2 separate regions of the Homo sapiens genome follow, and region 1 is linked to region 2. A link is a loop called in an ENCODE intact Hi-C map of the cell type or tissue named here. Cell type or tissue: MCF 10A. All regions are shown on one strand. Each heading gives the region's core, and the rest is flanking DNA. Links, peaks and the distances in the headings are about the cores only.

Region 1 (11,597 bases), core at 2,446-4,945, 61 kb before region 2:
TTTGCCTCTCCATCACACTCTCTGACTCACAGCCACAGACACGCATACACTTAAATGCATACATCTGAACATTGTATTACCTCAATTATGGCTTTGCCAGTACAAGCTAGAGGAAGCCCATTACCTCCTTTGTCCTAGCACTATTCTTCTATTAATAGATTCCTAGACTGAATAACATTATTCTAGTCACTTATATTGAGTTGGTAGGCAATAACATTCCTGTTTTTGAATGGTCAATTTCTTACAGTGTCTAATTCATTTCACTCTTTTGTGATATGATCTTGAGACCCAAGTATAGAAGTTTTACATTTACCTCTAAGTACTATATATTTTCTTGTGAGAGCAAAAAAATGAGTGATACTGACAAGAACGGGAAGAGTATAGGGACAAAGTTACCTGAAAGAGAGCTCTGAATAAACCTAGGAAACTCCTAAATTGGCTGCTATTAAAAATAGGACCACCAGGTCAAGGAACTAATTGCAGAACAATTCTAAAATCTGACTTCAGTTTCTTTAATGCCCAGAGCTCTGGATTTAGCTTATTTAGACCAAAGAAGCCTTATTCATGTCTGCCCTAAGATGGGGCTGGAGGTTGGGCAGCTCTCTGATAGCCAGATGATTCTAGAAGTTTCAAGTCCAACACTACATGATATCTTATGGTAGAGGTATAAATTTCAAAAACTCTGATGACAAGAAGAAAAAATATTTAAACAAATAGATTTAAAACTCAAATGGAAACAATTTATTTTTAAAATAGATTTTATAGATACCCTTGTTTAGAAACATAAAAATACATAACTTGGTTTATATCAAACCTGATTTTTATCATCAGATACATAAAATGAGAAAATTATAGGGAAGTTTTTTTTTTGCTTCACTTTGGAATCGAATCAGATTTTCTTTCCAGACCCAAGCATAACTGGGTAATTTAGAACCTTGGTACTTAAATTGTGATCCAAGGACTGGCATCATTAACTTCACCCGAGAGCTAGTTTAAAATGTAGAATCTCAGGTCCTGCATTCAACGAGATTCTCAGGTGGTTTGAATGCATGGGCCTGGTCTAACATAAGCTGCATAGTTTGCTGTGGCATGCTATTTCTGGATAAAGATATTATGCACATTCAAATTATCTTCAGAGATATGTTTGGACAAGACATTTCCTCAGAAAATGATGCATAGATACCTTATTTTAGTAAAAGTGGACAGGACACATCCACTGTAGATGTCAGTACTCACTGACATCTAAATGCAGAGCAGTGACAAGAAGGAAACTCTCTCTCAAGATATCAAAAAGTGAAATGTCACTAAAACAGTGAGATGGCATAATTGGACAAAGTATCTGACAATCTAGGTAGTCAACAGGTATTAAACAGAGAGTTAACGGTAGAGTTTCACAGTGATTAAATAAAGTAGTTTGTAGTAAGAGATAGGACAAATGTCACTGTGATACAATTGAGAACATTTTCTTTCATGCCACTCAACTAGAAAACAGAAACTTACTGTATCCTGTTAACACATGTTTTAACCTGCTGAACATCTGACATCTGTTTGCTCCCACATAACTTTCAGCACAATAGAAAAGTATTATAACCTTGGAGGTGAGAGCTCAGGCTCTGAAATCAGACTGGCTCGGTTTGTATCCCGACTCCAACACTTATTTGCCTTGTTAACTTCCCCAGGCCACCAGTATCAGTAACATCATCTCAGGGGATTGTGTAGGTTACATAACAGTGCTTGGAAAGTGTTTTACTCAGTGTTGGGCAAATAGCAAACACTTCAATAACTGTTAGCTGTTTCTTTTTAACCTTTGTGAAAACACAAAAACGTGAAGTACATGAAAAAGTAACTTTGCTTAGTTTGCAAGTGAAGCTCCTGCTGTGAATTAAAATGTCACAGCATTTAGGTTTCCAGTAGGCACATAGGTGATACTTTGAGATTATGACTCCAGAGTTCTCTGGTTAAAGAGCTGTTCTTCTTTGACGCTGATCATCCACACTTTGTTTTTACCTACTCTCCTCACAAGTTACTTGTAGAGGTTTGTTATTTCATACAAATGTACTGAAGTTTTACACAGGGGGTGTTTTATTTTTTTTCATCATTTTCTTTTTATTTTACCATTTTTTAAACAGCTTTATTGAGGAATAATTTATATAAAAAGAACTGCACATATTCAGTGTCTGCAATTGGATGAGTTTGGACAGTGCAAATCCTGTGCATTTTGCCATCATTTTCATCTTGAGCGAGCTGCTTTCAACAGCCTATTTTTTGCCACACCATGATTTCAAGACCTATACCTGCAGAAAAGACATTTTTCAAAGGTAATTAAATTCATATTTCAAGTGTTGTTTAAACCCAACTTAAATGCAGGGAAGCCACCACAAACCTAAAACGTGTGTACCGAAAGCTATTACCTTGTAGGGTGGTGATTCCCCAAGAGACTGCTAGGTGGCAGCATTACTTACAGAAACAGTTTGCGGGAAGGAAAAGGTCTGTCCTCAGGTAAAGAAGACCCTGCCTGTGTGCTGACCAGAAGGGGTGTGTTGCATTATTTCAACATTCAAATCATTTATTTGATTTGACTTATTGCTTTAAAAATATTGTGAGGTTTGAGATTTTTTTGATTAGGCTGAAATATTCATGAAGGAGGGGAGAAAAACCCCTAAAAATCTGAAATAGTCCAACAAATTCTTGCCCAAATCCAACTCCTTATTCCTGAGGTTGCAAAATCAGATTGCATATTGGTCCTCTGGCATGAGATCACATTCGGCCTCAGCAGTGGCTGGGCTTGTACCTTCTGTGATTAGAAAGATTTCTGAGAACAGTGAGGCCACCACATACCAATGTCAAAGTGATCAAGCAATTGTGCTTTTGCTTTTAAAGCATAGTGCATGCAGTGAGCATTAGCAAAATACTCATCTTGTTTCTCCTCTACTGACGCTATAATGTAATCATATGTCATCATATATAATCATATGTCATGTAGATAATAAGTCATCATCTACTTTTCTCATTCGGCATATATTTATGTTATAACCATCAATGAAGACCTGGACATTATAAATAAAAGTCAATAGTTTCATTTTCCAGCAAGAGAACCCTTATGCAATTTTGAAAGTTTTTGGCATATCACTTTGTTCCCTTGATATCAGCTAATCTGCAAACCTCAGGTGCCCCCAAGTAATCTTCTCAGTGTCATATTGCTTTGCTCTTTTCTCTTCTTCATCTAACTAGCTATTCCGCTCCTCTCACTGTGTACTCTCTCCCTAGGGGTGTGTGTCTCTTCCCAGTCCTTCAAGTTTACATGTAAGTCCTCTCACATTGGTATCTATTCAATAGCCTAATTACTGGTCATTTCTTCATAGAGGCCTCCTAGATACTTCTCACTAATCATATTATCCCCAAACTGAACTTAGTGTCCTCAAAACCTGCTCTATCTCCAATATTCCAAGTCTTAGTAAATGGTATCATCATTCACCCAGTTGCTCAAAAATTTGCTTAAAAACCAGGGAAGTTATCTTGAACTCCTTCATCGCCTTTAATCCCCATATCTATTTGGTCTCTAAGAGCTGGCACTTGTATATCTTAAAATAGCCTGACTTTCTCCACTTTCCTCCCGTTTCACTGCTAGAAACTATTCCCAGCCACCATTGTCCAACTACTTCAATAGCTTGCTAACTGCTCTTTTCCCATCCCCAATCCCAATCCACTTTCCACACTGCAGCCAGAACCATCTTCTCAAAACACAAAGCTGTTTGTGTCTTTGCTGTGCTGCAAAGGCTTCCCACTATCCCCTGTGTGGAGAAGTCCTTAGTGGATCCTGGTGCTCTCTCCAACTTCCTCTGCTGCCTCATCCCTTTGCTGTCCACCCCAGTTCTCACAGATGGGGTTGAGGACTCTTTGCAATCACTTTGACCACCACTAGGGGCCTGAAGTTCACAGGTTGAATATCTTCTCCAAGTACTCCAATTTACGTTCCAAATGAATACAGTCGGCCTTCCTTATCCATAGGGTTTCACATCTGTGGATCCAACCAACTGTGAATCAAAAATATTTTAAAAAGGACCATGTCTGTTCTGAACATGTACAGATTTTTTTCTTGTCATTATTCCCTAAACAATATAACTATTTACATAGTGTTTACATTGTATTAGGTATTATAAGTAATCTAGAGATGATTTAAAGTATACAGGAGGATGTGCACAGGTTATATGCAAATACTACCCCATTTTATATCAGAGACTTGAGCATCTATAGATTCTGGTATACACGGGAGTCTTGCAACCAATCCTCACGGATACCAAGGAAGGTTCATTGGCAGTACCTAGATATTGTTAATGTTTTTTTTCCTCTAGCTCTACTCCTAAGACTCCATTTTTATTTACCTTCAGTAATAGTGTTGGGGCTGGCCGGGTGCGGTGGCTCATGCCTGTAATCTCTGCATTTTGGGAGGCTGAGGCAGGTGGATCACCTGAGGTCAGGAGTTCAAGACCAGCCTGGCCAATATGGTGAAACCCTGGCTCTACTAAAAATACAAAAATTAGTCGGGCATAGTGGCAGGTGCCTGTAATCCCAGTTACTATGGAGGCTAAGGCAGGAAAAATCACTTGAACTCGGGAGGCAGAGGTTGCAGGGAGCCGAGATCATGCCATTGTACTCCAGCCTGGGTGAGACTCCATCTCAAAGAAAAAAAAAAATCATTGTGTTGGGGCTAGGCCAAAAATGGGACATGAATATTTTCAAAGCTTAGAGTTGGGCGACACCTCACCTTCCTTCTGTAGAATGTGTTCACTATGGAGTCTCAATGTGTTAGTGTATAACGAAGAAAAGTTTTCCGCAATAACCTGCCACTCTACTATATTGCCTCTCCCTTTCTGGTGGTGTAGCATCTCTCATGAGGCATCTTCCAGATTCCATAACATCTTTTTGTCACTTTTTGTTATTCAAATAGTCTTATTTCTTTGTTGAATAAATTTCAATGTTTGATTCAAAGCTCTTCTCTCTTCCAGCTAACATAGATGAAAACTTTGACTATAGAGGCTTGGAGTGGGTGAGAAAAGCATAGTCTGGTTGTTCTATACTTCCCCTTCCCTCTTCCAGGCTCTGAAAGGGACGAAGGGATTGGGGATGGAATGGTTATCTTTCATGGCAAGACGACAGGCACTATCCAGCCCTGTTACTCCCCACTGCTCTCTGTTAACTCTATGGATGTGGCTGAATCTCTCTGCAGAGTCTCCCTAATACAGTGCAAACTAATATGGCAGACTCGATTCTGAACCAACGGCTTCCGCAAATCTTCAGCTGCTACCACAGGAGCATATTCCACAGCCCCTTGTTGCTGGGATCCCCTTGCTCCATGCCAGTCCTTTGGAGGCAGTATACTGTCAAGACAGGCAAGCCTGGTCATCTCCCGCAGTGTCCACATGACCCACAGAAGACTTGCTTTGCCAGACAGTAGAAAAACAGGCTGACTCAATGGTTCCCTTTTCTCAGCTTCTTGTCTTCCTGTCTCCCCTTCTCCAAGCTCCAATGACATCAAGCACTCTGCTGCTTTAGTGGCTTGCCAAAGTTCCGAAGAGAAATGAGAGGGCAGGGATTCTCTTATACACCTGGCAGTCTCCCAAAGCTCTCTCACCTCTCCTAGTCTTTTCATTTCATTGACTTAGGTGCTGGTGGTGGGCAGGTGCCTCTTGGTAGTCCCTGTGGGTGGTCAGCCTTGGTGCTGCTGGTGCTTTGGACATAGAATGTGGCCACAGAGCAGATCCTGTTGCCCACCCAAGAGCCATTTGTGCACTTCCACCATTCTAATAGACCCTATTCATTTGAATATTCAACTTCTTCCATATTCCAAGACTCTTGGTGGGGAAATCTTTATTTTCTTAAGCCAACCATGAGAATTTCACTTTTCTAAGGAATTGGGGTCTGGGAAAGAACTTTTTTACTTTAGCTCTTAAAACAGGGATAATGTAAAAGGCGGCCCCTTCCTGCCTTAGGAAATTGTCCTCAGGCTAGATTCACTCATGGCACAAAGTGGCTGCATCAATTCCAGATGTTACATCCAGGTTCAACAAAACCAACACATGGAGAAGCTCCTTGCCAAAAGAATGGAAATCTTTTTTAAAATGACATATTGCTTTAGTTTATGCAAAAAGATTAAAAAATATACTATTCAAAATGAATGCATTCCTTTTGCCCCCAGGGGAAAACCTAAGTATCAATACATTAAAAAAAATATGATTTACACAATTAGCTGGGAAGTCTACAGAGCTTCAATCTAATAATCAGTAAAATATTCCCTCTGAATCAATTAAAAATGTTTTTAAGTAATCTATCATTTTTTAAATGTTTCTCTATTTCCCCCACCTCCTCACCCTTGATAACCACTACTCTGCTTCTATATGTTTGACTGTTTTGGATTTCACATATAAGTGAGATTATGCAATATGCTTCTTTATGTGTCTGGCTTATACTACTTAGTGTAATGTCCTCCAGGTTCATTCGTGTTCTTGCAAATGGCAGCATTTTCATCTTTTTAAAGGCTGAATAATACTCCACCGCATGTATAGATCACATTTTTCTTTACCCGTTCTTCCATCAATAGACACTTAGGTCATTCCCACGTCTTGGCTATCGTGAGTAATGCTGCAATGAACGTGTGGATGCAGATATCTCTTCAGGGTATTGACTTCTTTCTTTTCTTCTTTTTCTTTTCTTTTTTTTTTTTTTTTTTGAGACAGAGTCTCACTCTTGTTGCCCAGGCTAGAGTGCAATGGCGCGGTCTCAGCTCACTGCAACCTCTGCCTCCCGGGTTCCAATGATTCTCCTGCCTCAACCTCCCCAGTAGCTGGGACTAGAGGCACCCGCCACCATACCCAGCTAATTTTTGTATTTTTAGTAGAGATGGGGTTTCACCATGTTGGCCAGGCTGGTCTCTAACTCCTGACCTCAGGTGATTCGCCCACCTCAGTCTCCCAAAGTGCTGGGATTACAGGCATGAGCCACTGTGCCCAGCCCAAGGTATTGATTTCATTTTGTTTGGGTGTATACACAGAAGAGGGATTGCTGGAGCGTATGATAGTTCTATTTTTAATTTTGGAGTAACCTCCATACTATTTTCCAAAATGACTGTACTAATTTACACTCCCACCAACAGTGTACGTGTTCCCTTTTCGCTACACTCTTGCCAACAGTTACCTCTTGTCTTTTTGATAATAGCCATACAAACAAGTGGGAGGTGATACAGAGATGGTCTTACTCAAGACAAAACCTATACCTAGCAATTTTGGTTACTTAGAAAATCATCTTAATGGACACACACTGTTAGTGTTTTTGCTTGTCAGCTTTAGATCTTAGCTCCCTTCCGGGACAACAGGAAAAATTCCATTGTATTTCTTGTTATACTGCCTTCTATCTGCCTCAGTAATATGAAAAGGGACTTTGTTTTGTTTGCAAAAAGTAACAATTTGTTGAGTATGATTAGGTCAACAGAGGGAGTGGTTAATTCCCCATTTGTACCCAAGCTGAAAGACTGTTTGGACCCATGGGAGAGGTGTTTGAGTGCCAAATTGAGGAGCCTCTATGTGATCACATCTCTGGATGCAAGCATGCTTGTTTGGAGCCCAGGGGACATTGTCTTAGGAAGTGGGACAGAAAACTGGGGAGAGAGTCCTTCCCTCTAACTGCTCTGCAGACAACAGTATAGCTCCAAGACTGTGAAGGCTCAGGGTGACAGAACAGCATCCTCACAGGAAGCCTCCACAGGACAGCAGTGATGCTTTTGATAAGAAGGCTAGAGCAAAAAATCGCCAACAGTATTGTTTCATTATTAGGGTGCTCTTTGGGGGTGCAGGACAGAGGCCCTATAGGCAAGTAGGACAAAGTTATATACGTGGAGTATTAACACCTACATGACTGCATTTATATTCAAAGTCTGTGGCTTTCACACTTTTATGCCATACTCTCCTATGTGTCACAAACAAAGAAAGGCTTATTTGATCTTCCCGCATGGTTCAATTTTACTCAGGGTCCAAAAGTGAACTAAATCATGGCCATTGCTCTGTTCTTGCCTTCAGATGAGCAAACTATCTTGCAGGCAATAAGCAATGTACAAAAAAGATGTGGTCTGTGGTACCGAAATTTTAGCATCCTTAGTGTGTGTACTTGGGTTTCTAAACTCAATACATCCTGGCCCTGAGTTTAAAAGTACAAACTAGGGATACTTTTACTCAAGGTGTCTCAGAGTGGTGGAAATTTTCTAAGACAACATGTTTTCTTGATTATAGCATAAGAGGTCTTAGAAGATAACTCAAAAACAGCGGCTGCCCGTAGTACATTAAGTGAATGGAAACTAGGGGGCCATGCTGCCTCCCTGATATGCAAAGGGACTTTGTGTCACTGGTAAAAAAAAAAAAAAAAAATCACCTAAAACCAAAAATGATGTGCTGCTGGTAAATGCTTTACAACCAGCTTTCTGGAAAATATAAAGTTCTGACTCATGGCATTTGTCTATTTCTGTGATGTACATACTCTTACCGTGGCCAATTTTTTTCCCTCTATTTTTCTGTATTTTATTTTCTAATTTTTATTATTTTTTAAAATTTTATTTTAAGTTCTGGGATACATGTGCAGGACGTGCAAGTTTGTTACATAGGTAAACAGGTGCTGTGGTGGTTTGCTGCCCCTATCAACCCATCACCTAGGTATTAAGCCTCACATGCATTAGCTATTTATCCTGGTGCTCTCCCTTCCCCAGCCTCCTACCCCGACAGGCCTGAACAGTGTGTGTTGTTCCCCTCCCAGTGTCCATGTGGATTATGGCCAATTTCAAACCACCAAAATGAGGTTGTTGAATGTGGACCTGGGAAAGATGAGCCCCATGGCCCTCACTGGCATCAGTATGCCCCTGGACCTGCCCAGCTGCCTGTCAACAGAGCCCAGGCCACTGTGCCTGGGATTTGTGACATGAAATGTTTTATTATGGCCAGAGGGAAGCTTTTGAGCTATGTTGATGCCCAATAGCTCTAATAACAAGCTGCTAAAATGGGTAATTTTGATGCAAGTATTGGGGGACTTCCTGACCAGCCTATTGTCTCATTATTTTAATTGTTGTCCCTGTTTGTAGAGGAGACAAATGGCTCCAGTGATCTGTACTCCAGATAAGTGGTGCTACCAGGACCTTTGCCCTGGGCTTGAGGTACTTAAGATGGCTCTGTGGACCCAGGTTTTCAGGGCAGAAGGAGAAACTGGACCTCTATGGACTTGAAGCAAGTTGGCTAAGAGCTCACTCCTCTCGTCCTCTGCATGACTGACTCTGGCAGCCTCCAGAGATAGACATGCATGACTCAAGCCAGCTCCCTTGATTAAAAGTCCAGTGCTTTTTGCATCACACTGGAATGTGGAGCCCCCAAACACTTACACCTGCAGCATGTATTACCAAGAGGCAAATGTCACTTTTTAAAGCAAAACATCCTTGCCTACTACGGCATGGCTTTCATTATAAATTCCACATCAGCCAGCAGCAATGCTGACCTTTTGCTGCTGCTCAGAGAGAGGCACTGCCCCAGTTTATCCTCTAACTCAGCCCAATCTCTGTGTTCTGTCCTTAATAGCTGTTAGAAATACCCCTGTCTTTTCACTTTCAAGCTACCACCTCTGGGGTAGCACTCGTCCTCACCTCTCCTCGACTGGTTGATGACAGAGCTTTTTGCCCAACTGGTGATACCACTGTGACATATGTTCTTCTCTGCAAGAGCACCCTTGTCTTCAAGCATGCCAAGATTTTCACCAGAATCAAGAGACCTAGATTTAACAGCTCATTCTTCTTAAACTGACCATTTAAATTTTGAGTTCCAAATGTTCTCATCTATAAAAAGGGATATGCAGGGATATTACAAGAAGTTAAGGTATGCGAAAGTGCTTAATAAAATGTGAAATGATTTTCAAATTTAAGGTAGTTTTCTATCTCATCATTGCTCCGCTTATGCATTTCCATTAACTTTTATTCTGGAGTCGACTTCCTCAAAGCCACATGAGTTGACCAGCTTTGCTTTGGAAGGCCAAGTCTCACGGGGATGTCCACTCATTCATCGTGATGGCACCAGTGACGACTCTCGAACTTAGGTATGATTCCTAATACAGGGCACATATGGGAGATGATGTGATGCAATGATTATTACTGCTCCTTCTTACCATAAATTGGAAGTGATTCTGTTCTTTCAAGCCTTGTTGGCTTTTAAAATGTTTAATTTGAGGTTAGAAACAGTTTCGTTTTGTCAGAAAGTGATTAATCATAGGCATAATCAGGGAAACAGAGTGTGCTTTTCAGTTTCTACTTTCTGCTCGCCTCTGTAAGGTCAAGCATTTCTTACCTTGTTGGTGTGGGAAGAATCGATGAGGGAAAAAAATTGCCTGAGACCACTGAAATTCAAAGGAAAGCCAAAAGAACAGACCTTCAAGAGGGCTCTGTTCTAAGTACAAAGAGAGGAAAGAGATATGAGTTAAAACCACAGCTCTGCCACTTGTTTATACGTTATTAACCTCTCTGAATTTCTTCCAACTTAAGTTGGAGTTAATTCATAATGCACATTTAGCTGCCCAGCATTCAAAACTTCCTGTTTTGGAGAAATCTTGTGTAAATCTTGAGGGACAATGAGGCCCCATTTCCACTATGAAATCTGAAAAGGCCCCTGGCAGCCAGTACACAAGACCCAGGATGGCCAGCTTCGTGTTCTCACTCAAAACTGAATCTTGAGTGATGAAAGTCTATGTCTTCACTGGATTGCCCCTGTGGCATGATCTTGGCATGGTTCCTTGCTGCCCAGCTCCCCCTGGTTTCCTCAGTCCTTCAGCCTTGCCAGGGATTTCATGAGCTGTCCAATGTCCTTTCAATTATTTATTTAATTAATTTCATTATATATTGACAAACTATAATTGTATAGAATTATGGGGCACACAATGATATTATGATATATATAGTGGAATAATTGTATCAAGCTAGTTAATATATCCATCATGTCAAATATTTACCATTTAGTCCTCCTGTTAAACTGAAACTTTGTACCCTTTCACCAATATCTCCCCATTCCCCTTCCCCCAACCCCTGACAACCACCATTCCACTCTCTACTTCTGTGATTTCAATGTTTTCTTAGATTCCACATGTAAGTGAGAACATGTATTTGTCTTTCTATGCCTGGCTTATTTCACTTAGCATAACTAAGTGTATCCATGTTGTTGCAAATCATAGGATTTTCTTCTTTTTAAGGCTGAATAGTACTCTATTGTGTATAAGCACCACATATTCTTTATTCATTTATCTGCTGATGTACACTTAGATTATTTCCATATCTTGGCCATTGTGAATAAAACTACAATAAACATGGGGGTGCAGATATCTCTTTGACATACTGACTTCAAATCCTTTGGATAAATATCCAGAAGTGGGATTGCTGGATCATGTGATAATGATCCAATTATTTCTTTTCTGATCAAGGTGGCCAGAAATGTTTTTGGTGTTGCTTCTTTGTCACTGACAACCTAGAACTCTGTAGACAGACATTATTCCCTTTTTACAGATAAGAACATTTGGAGCTCAGAGTTTAA
Region 2 (11,597 bases), core at 4,754-7,253:
ATCTCACACCAGTTAGAATAGTGATCATTAAAAAGTCAGGAAACAGCAGGTGCTGGAGAGGATGTGGAGAAATAGGAACACTTTTACACTGTTGGTGGGAGTCTAAACTAGTTCAACCATTGTGGAAGACAGTGTGGTGATTCCTCAAGAATCTAGAACTAGAAATACCATTTGACCCAGCCATCCCATTACTTGGTATATGCCCAAAGGATTATAAACCATGCTACTATAAAGACACATGCACACATACGTTTATTGCGGCACTATTCCCAATAGCAAAGACTTGGAACCAACCCAAATGTCTATCAATGATAGACTGGATTAAGAAAATGTTGCACATGTACTCCATGGAATACTATGCAGCCATAAAAAAGGATGAGTTCATGTCCTTTGTAGGGACATGGATGAAGCTGGAAACCATCATTCTCGCAAAATATCGCAAGGACAGAAAACCAAACACCATATGTTCTCACTCATAGGTGGGAATTAAACAATGAGAACATTTGGACACAGGGTGGGGAACATCACACACCGGGACCTGTCATGGGGTTGGGGGAGTGGTGAGGTATAGCATTAGGAGAAATACCTAATGTAAATGACGAGTTAGTGGGTGCAGCACACCAACATGGCACATGTATACATATGTAACAAACCTGCACATTGTGCACATGTGCCCTAGAAATTAAAGTATAATAATTTAAAAAATAAAATAAAAAATGGAAATCATAACAACCATTTTCTCAGACCATATTGGAATAAAAATAGAAATAAATACCAAGATGATCTTTTCAAATCACACAATTACATGAAAATTAAACAAGTTGCTCCTATATGACTTTTGGGTAAACAACAAAAGTAAGACAGAAATTCAAAAATTCTCTGAAATAAATAAAGATGGACAGAGACACAATGAAAATCTCTGGGATACAGCAAAAGCAATGTTAAGAGGAAAGTTAATAGTGCTAAATGCCTATGTCAAAAAGTTGGAAAGATCTCAAATTACCTATCTAACAGCACACTATAAGAATAATAAAAACAAGAATGAGCTAACCCCAAAGCTAGCAGAAGAAAAGAACTAAACTCAGAGCAGTACTGAATGATTGAGATCCAAAAATCCATACAAAGAATCAATGAAACCAAAAGCAGTTTTTTTGAAAGGATCAACAAGATTGATAGACACTAGACTACATTAATAAAAAATGAAAAAAACAGGAAAAATAAGCACAACCAGAAATGACAAAAGTGACCTTACAACCAATCTCACAGAAATACAAAAAGCCCTTAGAGACTATTATGAACACCTCTATGCATACAGACTAGAAAATATGGAAGAAATGTGTAAATTCCCAGAAACACACAATCTCCCAAGATTGAATCAGGCAGAAATTGAAACCCTGAACAGACTAATATTGAGTTCCAAAATACAATCAGTAATAAAAAACCTACCAACTGAGAAAAGCCCTAGACCAAATGGGTCCATGGCCAAATTCTACCATACCTAAAAAGAAAAGCTGCTACCAATCCCACTGAAACTATTCCCAAAAAATTAAGGAGAGATTCCTTCCTAACTAATTCTACAAAGCTAGCATCACCCTGATACCAAAACCTGGCAAAGGCACAACAAAGAAAGAAAACTATAGGCCAATATCCCTGATTAACATGGATGCAAAAATCCTCAAGTAAATACCAGCAAACTGAATCCAGTAGCACTTAAAAAAGTTAGTTCACCATGATCAAGTAGGCTTCATTCCTGGGATGCAAGATTTGTGCCACACATGCAAATCAATAAATGTGATTCACCACGTAAACAGAATTAAAAGCAAAAACCACATGATATTGTTTGCATCTGTGTCCCCACCCAAATCTCTTGTAGAATTGTAATCCCCAGTATTGGAGATGGGGCCTGGTGGAAGGTGATTGGATCATGAGAGTGGATTTTCCCCTTGGTACTGCTATAGCAATATGAGAACAGACTAAGACACCTTGCACTCATTTCAATAGACACAGAAAAAACTCTCAATTAGACCAAAAATCCCTTCAGAGTAGAAACCTTAAACAAACTTGGTATCAAAGGAATATACCTCAAAATAATAAGAGTCATCTATGACAAACCCGTAGCCAACATTATACTGAAAAAGCAAAAACTGGAAGCATTCCCCTTGAGAACTGGCATAAGACAAGTATACCTACTCTCATCACACCTATTCAACATAGTTCCAAAAGTCTAAGCCAGAGCAATCAGACAAGAGAAAAAATGTAAGCCATCTAAACAGGAAAAGAAGAAGTCAAACTATCTGTCTTCTCTGATGATATGATTCTATACCTAGAAAATCCTAAAGACTCCTTCAAAAGGCTCCTGGAGCTGATAAATGACCTCAGTAAAATCTCAGGATACAAAAGCCAATATACAGAAATCTGTGGCATTTCTATACACAAATAGTATTCAAGCTGAGAACCAAATCAAGAACACAATCCCATTCACAATAGCCACAAAAAAACCCACCTAGGAATAATCTAACCAAGTAGGTGAAAGATCTCTACAAGGAGAACTAGAAAACACCGCCTGAAAGTAATCATAGATGTCATAAACAAATGGAAAAACATTCCATGCTCATGATTGGAATCAATATCATTAAAATGGCCATACCACACAAAGCAATGTACAGATTCAATGGTATTCATATTAAGCTACCAATTTAATTTTTCACAGAACTAGAAAAAACTACTCTAAACTTCATTTGGAACAACAATAACAAAAGCCTGAATTGCCAAAGCAATCCTAAGCAAAAAGAAAAAAGCCAGAGCCATCACACTACCTGACTTCAAACTACACAATAAGGCTACAGTAACCAAAACAACATGGTACTGGTACAAAAACAGACACATAGACCAATGGAACAGAATATAGAACCCAGAAATAAAGCCATACGCCTACAGCCATCTGATCTTCAACAAAGTCGACAAAAATAAGCAATGTGGAAAGGACTTCCTATTCAATAAATGGTGCTGGGATAGCTGGCTAGCCATATGCATAAGAAAGAAACATGGATTAAAGATTTAAATGTAAGACCCCAAATTAAGAATCCTGGAAGAAAACCTAGGAACCACCATTCTGGACATCAGCCTTGGGAAATAACTTATGACTAAGTCCTCCAAGGCAATTGAAACAAAAATAAAAATTGACAACTGGGACCTAAATGAACTAAAGAGCTTCTGCACAGCAAAAGAAACTAACAACAGAGTAAACAGACAACCTACAGAATGAGAGAAATATTCACAAACTGTGCATCCAACAAAGGTCTAATATACAGAATCTATAAGGAACTTAAACAATTGAACAAGCAAAAAGAAAATAACCCCATTAAGAATGGGCAAAAGACACGAACAGACACTTCTCAAAAGACAACATACAAGCAGCCAACAAACGTATGAAAAAAATGTTCAACATCACATCATCAGAGAAATGCAAATCAAAACCACATTGAGATACCATCTCACACCAGTCAGAATGGCTGCTATTAAAAGTCAAAAACTAACAGATGGTGATGCTGTGGAGAAAAGGGAAGGCTTCTACACTGTTGGTGGGAATGTAAATTAGTGCAGCCTCTGTGGAAAGCAGTTTAGAGACTTCTCAAAGAACTTAAAAAGGAACTACTGTTTGACCCAGCAACCCTATTACTTCCAAAAGAAAATAAATTTTTATACCAAAAAACCACACGCACTTGCATGTTCATCACAGAACTATTCACAATAGCAGGCATAGAATCAGCCTAGGTGTCCATCAGTGGCAGAATGTATGAAGAAAATATGGTATATATACACCATAGAGTACTACACAGCCATAAAAAGAAAGACATTGTGGCCTTTGCAGCAACATGCATAGAGCTGGAGGCCATTATCCTAAGTAGATTAACACAGGAACAGCAAACCAGATACCACATGCTGTCACTTCTTACAAGTGGGAGCTAAACACTGGGTACTCATGGACGTAAAGATGGAAACAACAGACATTGGGGAGTACTAGAGGAAGGAGGAAGGAGGCAGGGAGGCAGCAGTTGAAAAATTAACTATTGGGTACTATGCTCAGTACCTGCATGATGGGATCAATCATACCCCAAAACTCAACATCATGCCATATACCAGGGTAACAAACCTGCACATGTACTCTCTGAATCCAAAATAAAAGTTGAAATTATTAAAAAATGTATTTATGGCATATTTCTTGTAAATACCACAGTTAGGTCTTGCAGAACCCTCATGAAGTGTATAAAAATTTTTTCTATCTTGTACTATTATTAGATACCTTAGGTATCTGGCATATAAATTACATAAAGTTAACAGAGATAATCAATCTATAATACTGAACATAAAAAATATCGTGTCTATTTTTCTAAAAATAATTATATGAAGTTAATTTCTTCCTTCATCAAGATTGATACAACTGTCAGCATCTCCCTGTTTTTATGGCCCTTCTGACCCAATGGTCAAGGACAATAATAGAGACTCTTGGTTTTGAGTCACTTTTGGATGCCACTATTACAGTAGGTAGCTAGTCAGATAGGAGCTGAGCAGGATAGGGATTCCCCCCCTACCCCCACCACACACACCAGGAATGTCAGGCAGCCATCAGGTGATGGTAAGGCGGTTGTTAACTGTCTCGCTGAAATAATAATTGGTTGCAGCTGGCACCAGGGAACGGCAATCCCCTAATAAATATAAACACCTGAAACTGGTGATCAGCAGCTTCCCAAAAAGATCTCAGGAATTGGGTGAGCGGGTTCAAGCAAGCACATTAAAATGGTGGAGTTTAACTGGCATATGACCTTCCAGGGACATTCAACTGGTAAAAGAAGAATGCCTCAAGTGAGCATGTGTACAACTCCAGTAAACACACTGTGCATTCTCCCAAGTGCTAGCAGGCCACTGCCATGCGGACAGCCCACCCCAAGGGAAGAATTAGAGGAGAAGGGATGCAGGACCTTGGAAGTACACTAATGTATAAAACCTCAAGTCAAAAGGTCAAACTGGGGCCAGGTGCAGTGGCTCATGCTTGTGATCCCAGCACTTTGGGAGGCCAAGATGGGCGGATCACTTGAGGTCAGGAGTTTGAGACCAGCCTGGCCAAAGTGGCAAACCCCTGTCTCTATTAAAAATACAAAAAATTAGCTGGGTGTGTAGTTTTTATGACTAAAATTAATTGGCCAGTCCCTTCACTGGGAGCCAGGATACCCTAACTCTGGGTGCATGCCTGTAATCCCAGTTACTCAGTAGACTAAGGCAGGAGAAATGCTTGAGCCAGGAGGCAGAGGTTGCAGTGAGCTGAGATCACGCCACTGCCCTCCAGCCTGGGCGACAGAGCTAGACTCCATTTCAAAAGGAAAAAAAAAAAAAAAAGGTCAAATTAGGTCAAACTGTGCACTAGTCTTTCAAGCTGTCCACTTGGCCCTCTTCCAAGTACACTTTCATTCCTGCTCTAAAGCTTAATAAACTTTCACTCTTGTTCTAAAACTTGCCTAGAGCTCTTTCTGCCTTATGCCCCTCAAATTCATTCCTCTGAGGAGACAAGAATTGAGGTTGCTACAGACCCAAATGGATTGGCTGCCGATAACATATCTTGTTGCCATGTGACTTGGATAACTTCCACCACCAACACCACTGCTGTTGGTCTTTGCCCACACGTACAGTGGAAGGCTGCCAGGTTTGGTGAGACCTGATTATCCCCTCCCCCAGTACTGAGCTCAGATATGAGATGGGATGATTAATGCTCTCCTTGGGTATCCAGGTAGCCATTTCTACCAGTGGGTCTACCATCTCTAGTGGGCTTTGTCAGAGTGAACCTGACTATTACCCTCTTCTACCTCTAAAGCACAAAGCCCCTATCATCTTTTTCTCTTCAAATTAGCCAGCCTAATCAATTTTGCTTCTATAGTACAGAAGTGGAAGTTGAGGGTGGGTGTGGAGAAAAGGTGATGTTTTCTGATTTCTTCTTTCCTGGAAGAGTCCACAGCTGTAGGAAAAAAAAAAAAAAAAAGACAAGACATTGAATAAATCTTACAACAATTCATTGTTACACCCTCAAGATAAATAATGAGTCATTCTTCACTGATTAAAAAAAAAACCAAACCAAAACAAACAAAAAAAAACCACAACTCTTTCATGAGACTGAGCAGAAACAGAGCTCTGAGGCAGTCTCTTTTTGTGAAAGCTTCCAGAGTAGCCTATGTAGTCATGAACTGAGGCACCTTCCTGCCTCCTCTCTCATTGCAACCCAAAGACTTCTCATTGCTGAGGTAGGAAAAAGACAACTAAAATATCCAGAGGTATCTTGGTTTTAGGCACAGTGGGTTCAAGGTGTTCCATCAATTCCACTGGGACTCTGGGACTCAGTTTCTCCATCACTGATCTCTGCTTCCCTCTCTGTTGTCTGTGTTCTCAGATTCTTACTCTCTGGGGGCAGAGATGGCTCTAACTTTGGGCTTAGATTCTATAAGCTTAGAAACTGCAACAGAAAGAAAGATACCCTTTTCTGAAGCAATAGCTTCAGGACTGAAGCTCACTGGGTTGATTTGGATCAAGAGTTCATCCCTCTAGACAGAGGAGAAAATGCTTGGGTTGGCCAAATTGAATCACATGTCTACCCTAGGATCCATAGAGTGGAGTCAGACCCACAACAACTGCATGGGTTAAGAATGGAGGAAGAGTCATTATGCAAAGGAAAACTGGAGTGCTATTATCACACATGCACAAAAACCTCAAATGGATGCTGGGACATGGAACACAGTAAAACAAAACCAAACAAAATTGCTATCCATTACACACTCTGTAATAGAAAACATTTTAGAACTTAGCTAAATACTTGGAATCTTCTAACCAAGCCCATGGGGATGGATGACTGTTATCCAACACATTACTGAAGCATGCTCCTCACTATATCTTCCATTGCCCCTCCAGACCTATTCTCTGCTTTGCTCTGTACCCTGTATGGAGTTCAATAACCACTTTTGTTCTCTCTGGCTTCTTTAGGTTTCCCCAATAGGGAGCTCTGACAACAAGCTGGAGGTGTGATGGAGAGGTAGGTTGGGATATTGATTTCCCCTGGCTTGCTCCTTATGTGAATCAGCTGCATCTCTACAACTAATGCCACACACAGCTCCTCTCTGCAGTCGTGTTCATACAGCTTTCCCTCCAGGTTTAGCCAATGACTCTGTACTCTTGTACCTTCAGGTCTAGGGGTTGCAGTAGTACTCTTATAGCTGCCAGTCCCAGAGTAATAAACTATCCCTTGCAGTTTCTTTCTTTATGCCTTGCTCATGTTTTTATAAATATTCCGTTTAATAAACTCTTCATAACACAATTTGAATATGTCTTTTATTTTCTCCTTGAATGTCATTGCTACTAATAGTATTTATCTAGAGGTTGTTTATAGAACCATTGTCTTGGATTTTAATTTTTTGAATGGAAGCTGGGAAGAGAAGACCAAAGTAATAGACCTACTTCAAAGATAATATGCTCTAATAATGTCTCACTGGTTCATGAGAACTCAACAGATCACACCTCTAGTTCATAAAAAAATGAGATAGCTTTTTTTCCTTCTTACCTACTGTACTCACTCTTGAACCTTTTTCTATCCTGATAAAGTCATTCTTTTTAAAGAATTTCTAAGCATCAGAGATAGTTGAATCAGCTATTGCTATTTTTCAGAAGAAAATAAAGCCAAAAAGAAAGATATTTTGCCACTTTTCCTCTTGTTTCTTTGCCACACTTTGCACCTTGTAATCTTCTTCTAGGTGTTATAATAATGGCTAATGCTTATGGAGTATTTACTCTTACCCAGCACCATGCTAAATGTTTTATCTTTATTAACTAATTTGATCTCCACAACAAATTTATAAGGGAGGCAATATTTTTATCCCTCCTTACAGATGAGGGAAGTGAAACACAGAGAGGATAAGGGAGCTACCCAAATTTATACAGCTGGTTGGTAGCAGAGCCAGGATTTGAACCCAGGCAGACTGGCTCCAGAACCTATACTCTTAGTGATTAAACTCTGCTTCTTCTTCATGATGGAGCCACACCCAAAAGGGAAGTTAAAAGTTAACTATGCTTCGGAACACCTCATTTCACAGATTTATCTGAAAAGGATGATTAAATGATTGGTATTTATTATTTATTCCATAATGATCAAAATTTAGGCATTTCAACTTTCATGCCATCTACTTTACATCGTCAATGAAATAAGGCAGAGTGTAAACTACACTGGATATCTGCCAGTTTTGCCAGCTCCACACTCCACTCTATTTCCTGCCCCCAAAAGCTGACTTATATGGGTTACATCACTGGGCTTCCTTTCTTTCTGGATTCCAGTTGGGTTTGGCCAATGGGGAGCACCAGCAGAAGATTGAGAGAGGGAGGGGAGTGAGGTTAGGGTGTTTATTCTATCAAGTATAATCATAGTTATCTATTACTGCTCAACAAAGTATTCTAAATTTAGTGGTATAAAATAATAATTTTATTATGATCAATTCCACACCCAACTTTTGTGGGACAGGAATTCAGACAGCATAGTGAGGATGGCTTGTCTCTACAATGTTTAGAATCTTATCTGGCACTCAAATGCTGAAGGTGGCTTTACATCTGGGAGCTGAAGTTATCTAAAGGCACATTCACTTGAATGTCTATCAGCTGATCTAGTTATTTGTTGGCTGAGACTTCAGCTGAGTGGTTGGTCAAAACATCTATGGCTAGCCTCTCCATGTAGCCTCCTTACCTTGGTAAATTGGGTGAGTTTGGGCTTCCTCGTAGCATGGCAGCTGGGTTCCAATAGTGAGTATCACCAAGAAGCAGGTGGATGCACATGGAATTTTTATGCCCTATCTTTGGAAGTTGCATATGTCACTTCCAACATGTGCTATTAGCTCTGCTCAGATTCAAGGGGAGGAAACATAGTCTCCATCACTTCATGGTAAGAATGTCAAAGTTGCATTGTAAGAACAGCATGTGGGATGAGAATGATTTTGCAGTCATCTTTGGAAAATACAATGGGTCGCAAGATTGAGATTTGAGGACTAAGTTTGTATATACAAGCATGGCTCAACTGGAAAGGGTACGCCTATAAGGGAAGGAATACATTGAAGAATTTATAAAAATGTCAAGAAAGAAGTATGTCACAACTGAGGGCACCTCCAGGGCTTACAGTATAAATGAATGAATGAATGATTGAATATTGAATGCAAAACAGAGTTCCTAAAGGCCCCCAGTTCTTCCCCCAGTTTCTAAAAAAGAGATCTGAATATTTTTAAGAAACTATTAACTTGATCAAATTGTGTGTGTCTGGAAGAAGTTCCTTCTTTGTGGAAGAGGACATTGTGAGGACACTGTGAATTTGGGGATCATTTTAGCCATGAAAAAGCCATGCTTGGTGTTTCTCCTTTTGTAATTCCAGTAATCTTGCTGTAGCATGCAAAGCAGTTTTCAGGAGGGTGGAAGGCAGAATTTACTTCTTTTGTTGTAATGCCAGAAAGGTAGTTACTGCTGTTTCCATAAAGATTTTCAGAGGGTCTCTGATAAATATAAGGCCAAAACAAAGGTTCCACAAATGTGTATAGCTCAGTAAGGTCATGGAATTGTAGAAGCAAAGAGGAGGTCCTGAAGCTTCTTTATGGTCCAACCCCAACATTTTGCAGGTGTGAAGGCAGGAGATGAGAGATTAAGTGGCACACCTGAGGCCTGCACTAAATGGACTTCTGCTGTGTATCACCTGTTTGAAATTGATCCCAACACAAACACTGTTCTCAGAGGTGTATTTTAAAATTAAACTTTATTTTTAGATCATTGTAGATTCATATTCAACTGAAATAATACCCAGAAAGAGATCTGACAATTATTAAGAAAGTATTAAGAGATCTCATGTGCATTTCACTGTTTCTCCCAATGACACATAAGTGGAATCACACAATATGTAAGATGTTTAAATTGTTTATTTCACTCAGCATAATTCTCTGGAGATTTATCCAGGTTGTTGAGTATATCAATAATTTGGTCGTTTTATTTCTGGGTAGTATTTCATGTATGATGTGCCATTGTTTAGCCATTCATCAGTTAAAGAACAACTGGATTGTTTCCAGGTTTGTACTGTTACAAATGAAGCTATTAGAAACATCCATGTGCAGGTTTTTGTGTGAACATAGTGTTCATGTGGGATGAATGCCCAGGAGTGCAATTGCTAGGTCATATGGTAGTTGCATGTCTTTTGTTTTTGTTTTTAAGAAACTGCCAGGTGGAACCAAGATGGTCGAATAGGAACAACTCCAGTCTACAGCTCCCAGCATGAGCAACGCAGAAGACGGGTGATTTCTGCATTTCCAACTGAGGTACCAGGTTCATCTCACTGGGGAGTGTCGGAAAGTGGGTGCAGGACAGAGGGTGCAGTGCACCAAGCATGAGCCAAAGCAGGGCAGCACATTGCCTCACCTGGGAAGTGCAAGGGGTCAGGGAATTCCCTTTCCTAATCAAAGAAAGGGGTGACAGATGGCACTTGGAAAATTGGGTCACTCTCACCCTAATACTGCACTTTTCCAAAGGTCTTAGCAAATGGCACACCAGGAGATTATATCCCGTGCATGGCTCAGAGGGTCCTATGCCCATGGGCCCTTGCTCATGGCTAGCACAGCAGTCTGAGATCAAACTGCAAGGTGGCAGCGAGGCTGGGGGAGGGGTGCCCGCCATTGCTGAGGCTTGAGTAGGTAAACAAAGCGGCCTGGTAGCTCGAACTGAGTGGAGCCCACCACAGCTCAAGGAGGCCTGCCTACCGCTATAGACTCCACCTCTGGGGGCAGGGCACAGCCAAACAAAAGGCAGCAGAATCCTCTACAGACTTAAATGTCCCTGTCTGATAGCCTTGAAGACAGTAGTGGTTCTCCCAGCATGGAGCTGGACATCTGAGAATGGACAGACTGCCTCCTCAAGTGGGTCCCTGACCCCTGAGTAGCCTAACTGGGAGGCACCTCCCAGTAGGGGCAGACTGACACCTCACATGGCCGGGTACTCCTCTGAGACAAAACTTCCAGAGGAACGATCAGGCAGCAACATCTGCTGTTCACCAATATCTGCTGTTGTGCAGCCTCTGCTGCTGATACCCAGGCAAACAGGGTCTGGCGTAGACCTCCAGCAAACTCCAACAGACCTGCAGCTGAGGGTCCTGACTGTTAGAAGGAAAACTAACAAACACAAAGGACATCCACACCAAAACCCCATCTGTACTTCACCATCATCAAAGACCAAAGGTAGATAAAACCACAAAGATGGGGAAAAAACAGAGCAGAAAAACTGGAAACTAAAAATCAGAGCACCTCTCCTCCTCCAAAGGAACACAGCTCCTCACCAGAAATGGAGCAAAGCTGGATGGAGAATGACCATGATGATTTGAGAGAAGAAGACTTCAGACGATCAAACTACTCTGAGCTAAAGGAGGAAGTTCAAACCCATGGCAAAGAAGTTAAAAACCTAAAAAAAAATTAGATGAATGGCAAACTAGAATAATCAATGCAGAGAACTCCTTAAAGGAGCTGAAAACCAAGGCATGAGAACTACATGATGAA

What was found. Hi-C counts contacts between places; a loop is a spot of excess contacts. Peaks named below come from ENCODE experiments on the same cell type or tissue, not always from the same donor. Only the 100,000 strongest peaks of a DNase experiment are listed, where the experiment ranks them.
Region 1: it touches region 2 in a loop (6-fold over the local background); 5 of 110 quality-filtered maps call a loop at or near these places.

The regions. Positions count from the first base shown.
Region 1 is chr4:77,591,916-77,603,512 of GRCh38, reverse strand. LOC105377296 (a long non-coding RNA gene) reads left to right here and starts at 9,908. Exons shown (of 7, transcript XR_938912.3): 1 at 9,908-10,116. It also overlaps a transcript of CXCL13 not described here. In MCF 10A, for the core only: a CTCF peak has its summit at 3,932; a DNase peak (open chromatin) is centred at 3,902.
Region 2 is chr4:77,532,858-77,544,454 of GRCh38, reverse strand. It overlaps a transcript of CXCL13 not described here. Among named protein-coding and RNA genes, the nearest start is that of CXCL13, 67 kb to the left of the region's middle. In MCF 10A, for the core only: no CTCF peak of the experiment used is centred there; DNase peaks (open chromatin) are centred at 5,694 and 6,174.